Linked DNA regions of Homo sapiens: region 1 is linked to region 2. Evidence: chromatin contacts called from ENCODE Hi-C or POLR2A ChIA-PET data. All regions are on one chromosome and are shown on one strand. Each heading gives the region's core, a stretch centred on a gene start or an enhancer-like site at or near the end of the contact. The rest is flanking DNA. Distances are from core to core; before and after follow the strand shown.

What was found. A loop is a pair of places that touch in the nucleus more often than their neighbours do. ChIA-PET counts read pairs that join two places held with the same protein, here RNA polymerase II (POLR2A). Pooled maps may share reads with other maps.
Region 1: a pooled map shows a loop between it and region 2 (3-fold over the local background). The contact joins the enhancer-like site here to the promoter of PLIN2 in region 2. A Hi-C loop is called at or near these places in 2 of 50 pooled maps. POLR2A ChIA-PET finds 5 or more read pairs at or near these places in 2 of 52 experiments (A549 and Panc1).

What each region holds. Positions count from the first base shown.
Region 1 is chr9:19,428,985-19,433,536 of GRCh38, reverse strand. The region is part of intron 3 of ACER2 (alkaline ceramidase 2); the gene reads right to left. Among named protein-coding and RNA genes, the nearest start is that of ACER2, 22 kb to the right of the region's middle. Within about 2 kb of position 2,041, at least 12 of the 41 ENCODE cell types and tissues checked have a DNase peak (open chromatin) inside an H3K27ac peak, as active enhancers do.
Region 2 is chr9:19,126,242-19,128,741 of GRCh38, reverse strand. PLIN2 (perilipin 2) reads left to right here and starts at 1,250. Exons shown (of 8, transcript NM_001122.4): 1 at 1,250-1,323; 2 at 2,294-2,345; 3 at 2,433-2,500. The coding sequence starts at 2,316. RefSeq lists a silencer at 912-1,471 and enhancers at 984-1,493, 1,494-2,004.

The DNA of each region.
Region 1 (4,552 bases), core at 792-3,291, 300 kb before region 2:
TTTTCATTTTGTTCTGTACTAAGAAAAATTCTTCTGCCTTGGGATCCTGTTGATCTGTGACCTTACCCCCAACCCTGTGCTCTCTGAAACATGTGCTGTGTCCACTCAGAGTTAAATGGATTAAGGGCGGTGCAAGATGTGCTTTGTTAAACAGATGCTTGAAGGCAGCATGCTCATTAAGAGTCATCACCACTCCCTAATCTCAAGTACCCAGGGACCCAAACGCTGCGGAAGGCCGCAGGGTCCTCTGCCTAGGAAAACCAGAGACCTTTGTTCACTTGTTTATCTGCTGACCTTCCCTCCACTATTGTCCTATGACCCTGCCAAATCCCCCTCTGTGAGAAACACCCAAGAATGATCAATAAAAAAAAAAAAAAAAAAAAAAAAGCCACTCACACTCACTGGCCTAGGAATTCCACTTCGAGAAACTTAGCCTTAGGAAATAATCAGATATTTTCAAAATTATTTGGCCATGAGAATGGTAAAATTACAGTCAACCTACTTCACTGAAGGTGAGATATGGATAGCTGTTTTCTTCGTGCGATTTTTCCGTATGTTTTCAGATGTTCGATTTCTCTGTATTTTTTCAGACGTTCTACAGCAGGGTTTAACAATTTTTTTCTATGAAGGGTTTTTGGGTTTGGGCTGGGTATGGTGGCTCACACCTGTAATCCTAGCACTTTGGGAGGCCAAAGTAGGAGGATGGCCTGAGCCCAGGAGTTTGAGTTTACAGTAAGCTATAACCTAAAAATAAAATAAATTTTATATATGTATATTTTTAATTAAATATATTTATATATATGTGTAAAGAATATATATTATATATTTTATATATAACTATATTATACATATCTATATATAGCATAACTATATGGTTATAAGTATAATTAAATATGTGCATTAATAAATATGTGTAATTATATTAAATAAAAATTATATTTAATAAATCATATATATACACACACATACACCCACACACACACACATATATATATAGGTTTTGCAGGTCCTAAGGTCTCAACTACTCAACTCTGTCATTACAGAGAATAAGTAAATGAAGGAGCATGGCTGGGTGCCAATAAAACCTGATTTGCAAAACAGAACCCTTTTGGCCCACAGGACATAGTTTGTCACCCCCCGTTCTACAAAGTGAACATGTATAACTTTCATAAGTAAAACAGAGACCATTCACAAACCATAAAGCAACCTAGTTTAAAAGAAAATTTGTCCTACATGTCTAGCACACCCAAAAAAAGTTTTAAGAAAAAATTCCAATAGACTAAGAAAAAATAGTCTATATTTACTGACAACCTACAAGTCTAGTATGCACTAGAATTTACATCGACAAGTTTTTGAAATGACAAGTCTTAGACAAATAATTGATACTATCTTCACACCCCTCAGTGGAGGTCATTTCAGTAGAAAGAGCCGGAAGTGGCGACGTGATCCTAGACACGCTCTTTCTTCTCTCCCTGGGACCCATTTCCTTATCTGTAAAACGAAAAGGCTGGACTAGATGATTTCCAAGGCCTCATTCATGACTTCAATTTAGGAGTACATGATTTTCCTGAAGTTTCTGTTATTCCTCATTAGCACAATTTACTTTGGCCAAGAGCCCCTGGAACAGGTCACAGTTAAGAAGCCAATTTGAATGAAATTCCATTATAAAGAAATCAAAGGGCATTGAACCCTCAAAATACAAATTTATCTTTTAAATACGAAAGCCATTCATCATCAAGGCACAGGAAATCATTGATCAAACTGCCAACTTTCAGACTGGAATGAACAGGAATTATAGCTCTGAACCTCTACCAGAGGAAAAAATATATGTGGGAAAGGCTCCAGGCAGCTAATCCTCAGGAGAGGCATGTTTTTCTCCTGGCCTCGGCTGCTGTTCTTCGTCTACTGGAGGAAAGGCCGCCTGCTCCAGCCTCAGGGTGAGGGCCCACAGCCATCACGTGCAGGGCCCTTGGGGACCCACAATAACTCTTCCACTGGGTTTGACGCATGCCAAGGCAATTGGGCCTTTTTCATTAGGATAAACACATAATCAGAAATGTCCAGAGTGCGTCACCTCTCTGTACCCAAAGTGCATCACCTCTCTGTACCCAGCGGTTTAAGAATTACGCACAGGTCAGAGAGGGTAACAGAGTGATTCAAGGCATAGGTGTTCCAGTGAGACCGATATGCATTCAAATCCTGCCTCCATTGCTTAGTAGCTGTGAGACCTTTGGCAAGTAACTCAACTCTTTGAGCCTTTCCCACATAAAAATTAAGACACTCTGCCTCACAGTGTTTTTGTAAGCATTAACACAGTGCCCAGTACATATTATGTACTAATAAAATTCATTATTACTGTTATCCTTACCATCATTTTAAATATAAATACCACTTTAAATAATATTATTGTTGTTGATATCATACTCTCAGGGAAAACGTAACTGAGCTGCTGTTGCAATCACCAAAGGCTCCACAGAGTACTGCCAAATGGTTTAAAGGCAGTAAGCTTGAAAAAAACATGGGTTTTTGTTGTTGTTGTTGTTTGGTTTTGTTGGGTTTTTTGTTTTTTTGTTTTTTTTGAGACAGAGTCTCACTCTGTCACCCAGGCTGGAGAGCAGTGGTGCGATCTCAGCTCACTGAAACCTCTGCCTCCTGGGTTCAAGCGATTCTCCTGCCTCAGCCTCCGGAGTAGCTGGGATTACAGGCACCTGCCACCACCCTAAGCTAATTTATGTATTTTTAGTAGAGATGGGGTTTCACCATGCTGGCCAGGCTAGTCTCAAACTCCTGACCTCAGGTGATCCACCTGCCTCAGCCTCCCAAAGTGCTGAGATTACAGGCATGAGCTACTGCACCCAGCTGCAAAACATGCTTTCTTTAGGGAGGCCATCTGCAGATGCCTCCCCACGTCAAGTCCAGAAGGTGTACAGGAATGTGCTGGCCAACAAGGACATCCTGTGAACACAAGCAGCCGGGAGAAGTAAACAGAGGCTATGTGGCCAGCAGAAAACCAGTCAGCCAGCCCAGCAGACCCCAGAGTCAACAGAGGCCCTGGGTACAAGAGAGCTAGAAATATCCAGGAGTAAGAGGCCCCAACAGGGTGTTTTTCTAAACTGTGATTGATGACAGCCTCTGGTCCTGTTTTCAACTTTCCAGCCCATTAGGGTCTCACACTGAAACACAAGGTCAGGAAACCCTTAGCATCACTGCTTCCTGTATTCTCTAATCCAAAATCTAACAACCCAGTACCATCATCAAAATATTTTTATAGTAAAGCTGTTACTGTTATCATTTACTACCCTTTAAAGTAGTGGTTTTCAAGCCTATAGCCTGTGTCCCTTTTAACCAAAGTAAAGCTTTGTTTTCAGACTTGAAAACCACTATCATTGGCTTTTTTACACAGTAAAAAGGGACACAGGGTATAGGCTTGAAAACCACTATCATTGGCTACTCTTTAAAGCAGTGATAATTTCATTTCATTTCTGAAATGAAATGAAATTTATAGATGATAAAACCTCCCATCGTAATGACCACCAAAAACATGTCCACAAGCTTTATAAATGTCTCATAAGAACTGGAAATGTCCCTGGTTAAGATCCACTGCTATAAGCTACCAAAACATAATCTATTTAGAACAGCCAGCCCTTGATAGTTACAGCAATATAGCATTTGGTCATGAAACGGACCTCAGAGAGCTACTTCAACCCTGTTATTTTATAACTAAAGCACTAAGGCCCAGAGAGTTTAAGATTCCAGCCTCAACTCATCCAGGAAGAATGCTAGCAGGGCGGGCAGATCCCAGACTGCTCCCTTGCTATTCAAGATTCAAAAAATAAAGTGGATTTTATCTAAAGATAAAATCATAAAAACTATAGCAGAATAAATTATTTAAGAAGTGGATACAAGGTTGGGCACAGTGGCTCATGCCTGTTATCCCAGAACTTTGGGAGGCCAAGGTGGGAGTATCTCTTGAGCCCAGGAGTTTGAGACCAGCCTGGGCAACATGGTAAAACCTTGTCTCTACAAAAAATACAAAAATTAGCCAGGTGCAGTGACAGGCAGCTGTGGTCCCAGCCACTTGGAAGGCTGAGGTAGGAGGATCACTTGAGCGCAGGAAGCAGAGGTTGCAGTGAGCCATGACTGTGCCACTGCACTCCAGCCTGGGCAACAGAGTGAGATCCTGTCTCCAAAAAACAAAACAAAAAAAGTAGATACAATTAGCCTATAATAGTTCCTTGTTCTCATTTTTTTCTTAAAATAAAAACTCTAAAAATTATTAATAACCATCAGCAATTCAGTATATGTCCTAAAGAGTCTCAGGACATTTTAGGCAAGATGAAAGAAAGTTTTTTTCTATAAACCCAACATTTATATCCTATTGACATAATGAACATTAATAATTTCCCTACATAAAATATGTACAACTATTACATATCAATAAAAAATTCAGGCCAGGCACAGTGGCTCATGCCTGTAATCCCAGCACTTTGGGAGGCCGAGGCGAGCGGATCATGAGGTCAGGAGTTCGAGACCAGCCTGGCCAACCTGGTGA
Region 2 (2,500 bases), core at 1-2,500:
ACAAAACAACAACAACAAAAAAACACAACTGGGACTCAGATGACGTTTTAAGTTGTCTTTGAAAAACAATGCATAACCCTGCACGTATAAAGTTGCCTATGTCACATAACCCTAGGCAGCTGTCATTCTGGAGTGATCTGGAGTTAAGTTTTTTGTTTTCTTTTTCTTTTTTCTTTTCTTTTTTTTTTTTTAGACAGGGTCTCAGTCACTCAGGCTGGGGTGCAGTGGTACAGTGGCGCGATCTCGACTCATTGCAGCCTCGACCACCTGGGCTCAAAAGATTCTTTCACCTCAGCCACCCACCCGCCTGCCCCCAACCCCGCTAAACAGCCGGGACTAGCTGGGACTACAGGCGCGCGCCACCACGCTGGGCTGCTTTCTTTGTATTTTGAGAGAGACGGGGTTTCGCCATGTTGGCCAGGCTGGTGATTCGCTCGCCTCGGCCTCCCAAAGTGCTAGGATTACAGGCGTGAGCCACCGCGCCCAGCCGCCACAAAACTTTTAAAAGTTATTACTTCGCTAAAAATAACAGCGTAGAAGCCATTGTGCAGCGCCACGCGATCTCGGCTCACTGCAGCCTCGACCTCCCAGGCTCAAGCGATCCTCCCATCTTAGCCTCGCAGGTAGCTGGGGCCACAGGCGCACGACACCACGCTGGGCTATTTTTTAAAATAAAATAAAAATCTTCGCCAGGCTGGTCTCGAACTCCTAGGCTCGACAGATCCTCTCGCCTCAGCATCCCAAAGTGTTGTGATTACAGGCGTGAGCCACCGCTTCCATTTTTAGAGTTCTATTCTGAGGACTAACGCCGTTCAACAAGTTGGTGTGAATTTGTTTGCATTTTTCAAAACCCCAAAGCCGGCCTGGGCGCCATCCCCATTTGCCCCGGGCCTCTCAGGACCCCGACCACAGGCAGGACCCCGACCACAGGCAGCGCCCCGACTCCAGGCAGCGCCCCGACTCCAGGCAGGGCTACCTCCAACTCCCAGCCTCCCCAGGCCGGGCCCCCGCCCGGCTCCCGACAGGCTCCTCTCCCCGTGGCGGGGCCCCTCGCCCAGGCAGCACACCCTCTCAACCCGACCGGGCCCCCACCACTCTAGGAGGGCCGGCGTTGGGGGAGGGCGCCGGGACGTGCCCGAGGGTGACACTCGGGCTTGGGACAGGGCGTGCTGCCGCGGGTCACGTGCTGCGGAGGCTTGGGGAGGGGCGGCGAGGCGGGGTTTATAGCCCGGGCGCCCGCGGGCCCCACGCTTTGACCGGGTCGTGGCAGCCGGAGTCGTCTTCGGGACGCGCCTGCTCTTCGCCTTTCGCTGCAGTCCGTCGGTGAGTGCGCGCCCAGTGGGTGCCCCAGCGAACCGGTCCCGGGCCCCCAGCGGCGCCCAGTTGGGGTGGGGGGCTCCCCGGGGCCTTGGGACCGCTGCTCTGCTCCCCGCGGGGCTCAAAGGTGGACGGGACGCGGGGGTGATGGTCCGAGACCCCCCGCTCGCCTCGCGGCTTCCAGGTCCTGGCTGGGTAGGGGCGGTCTGCTGAACCCGCGCTTTCGACCCTTGCCTTTGTGCGTTGAGGCTTCTTTCCTGCCAACAGATTTAGGGCGATTGCTATCGAATGTCCCTTGGCCTGCTTGGGTGGTTGTGGGAAAACAATATTTGTCGAAGGGACATTATCGAAAGGGAAACGCGTTAGAAAACCGCATTTTTTTTTTGACGGAGTCTCGCTCTGTCGCCCAGGCTGGAGTGCAGTGACGCCATCTAGGCTCACTGCAACCTCCGCCTCCCGGGTTCAAGCGATTCTCCTGCCTCAGCCTCCAGAGCAGCTGGGATAACAGGCGCCCGCCACCACGCCCGGCTAATTTTTGTATTTTTAGAAGAGACGGGGTTTCACCACGTTGGTCAGGCTGGTCTTGAACTCCTGACATCAAGCAGTCCACCCCCCTCGGCCTCCCAAAGTGCTGGGATTACAGGCGTGAGCCACCGCGTCCGGCTTGGCTAGCATTTTTGTTAACAGATACTCGGAGAAACAAGAGAAGTATGTCAACAACTTTACTTCTCCCTCCTGAGTATTGCAAGTTTACACATAAGCTCTGAAACTTTGCCTCAAAAGAGGGAGTGGGGTTGTGTGGGTGTGGGTCTTTCAGGAGGGGGACCTGGAGAGCTGGAGAGAGGAAAGAAGTGCAGAAGACTACAGGGAGCTCACCCTGCATTTTTCTCTACTTGTAATCAGCATTTGCTTGGGTTGGGGAATGAATTTGGGAGAGTCTTATCCCGGTGTTCTGAAATAAGTCTCTTTTCTGCAGATTTCTTTCTCCAGGAAGAAAAATGGCATCCGTTGCAGTTGATCCACAACCGGTATGAATTTTGAGTAGCCTTTGTCTACTTTCTCTCCTTTTGTGTTTTGAGAGATTAATAAGCATACCCTCCCTACTTTGATTGCAGAGTGTGGTGACTCGGGTGGTCAACCTGCCCTTGGTGAGCTCCACGTATGACCTCATGTCCTCAGCCTA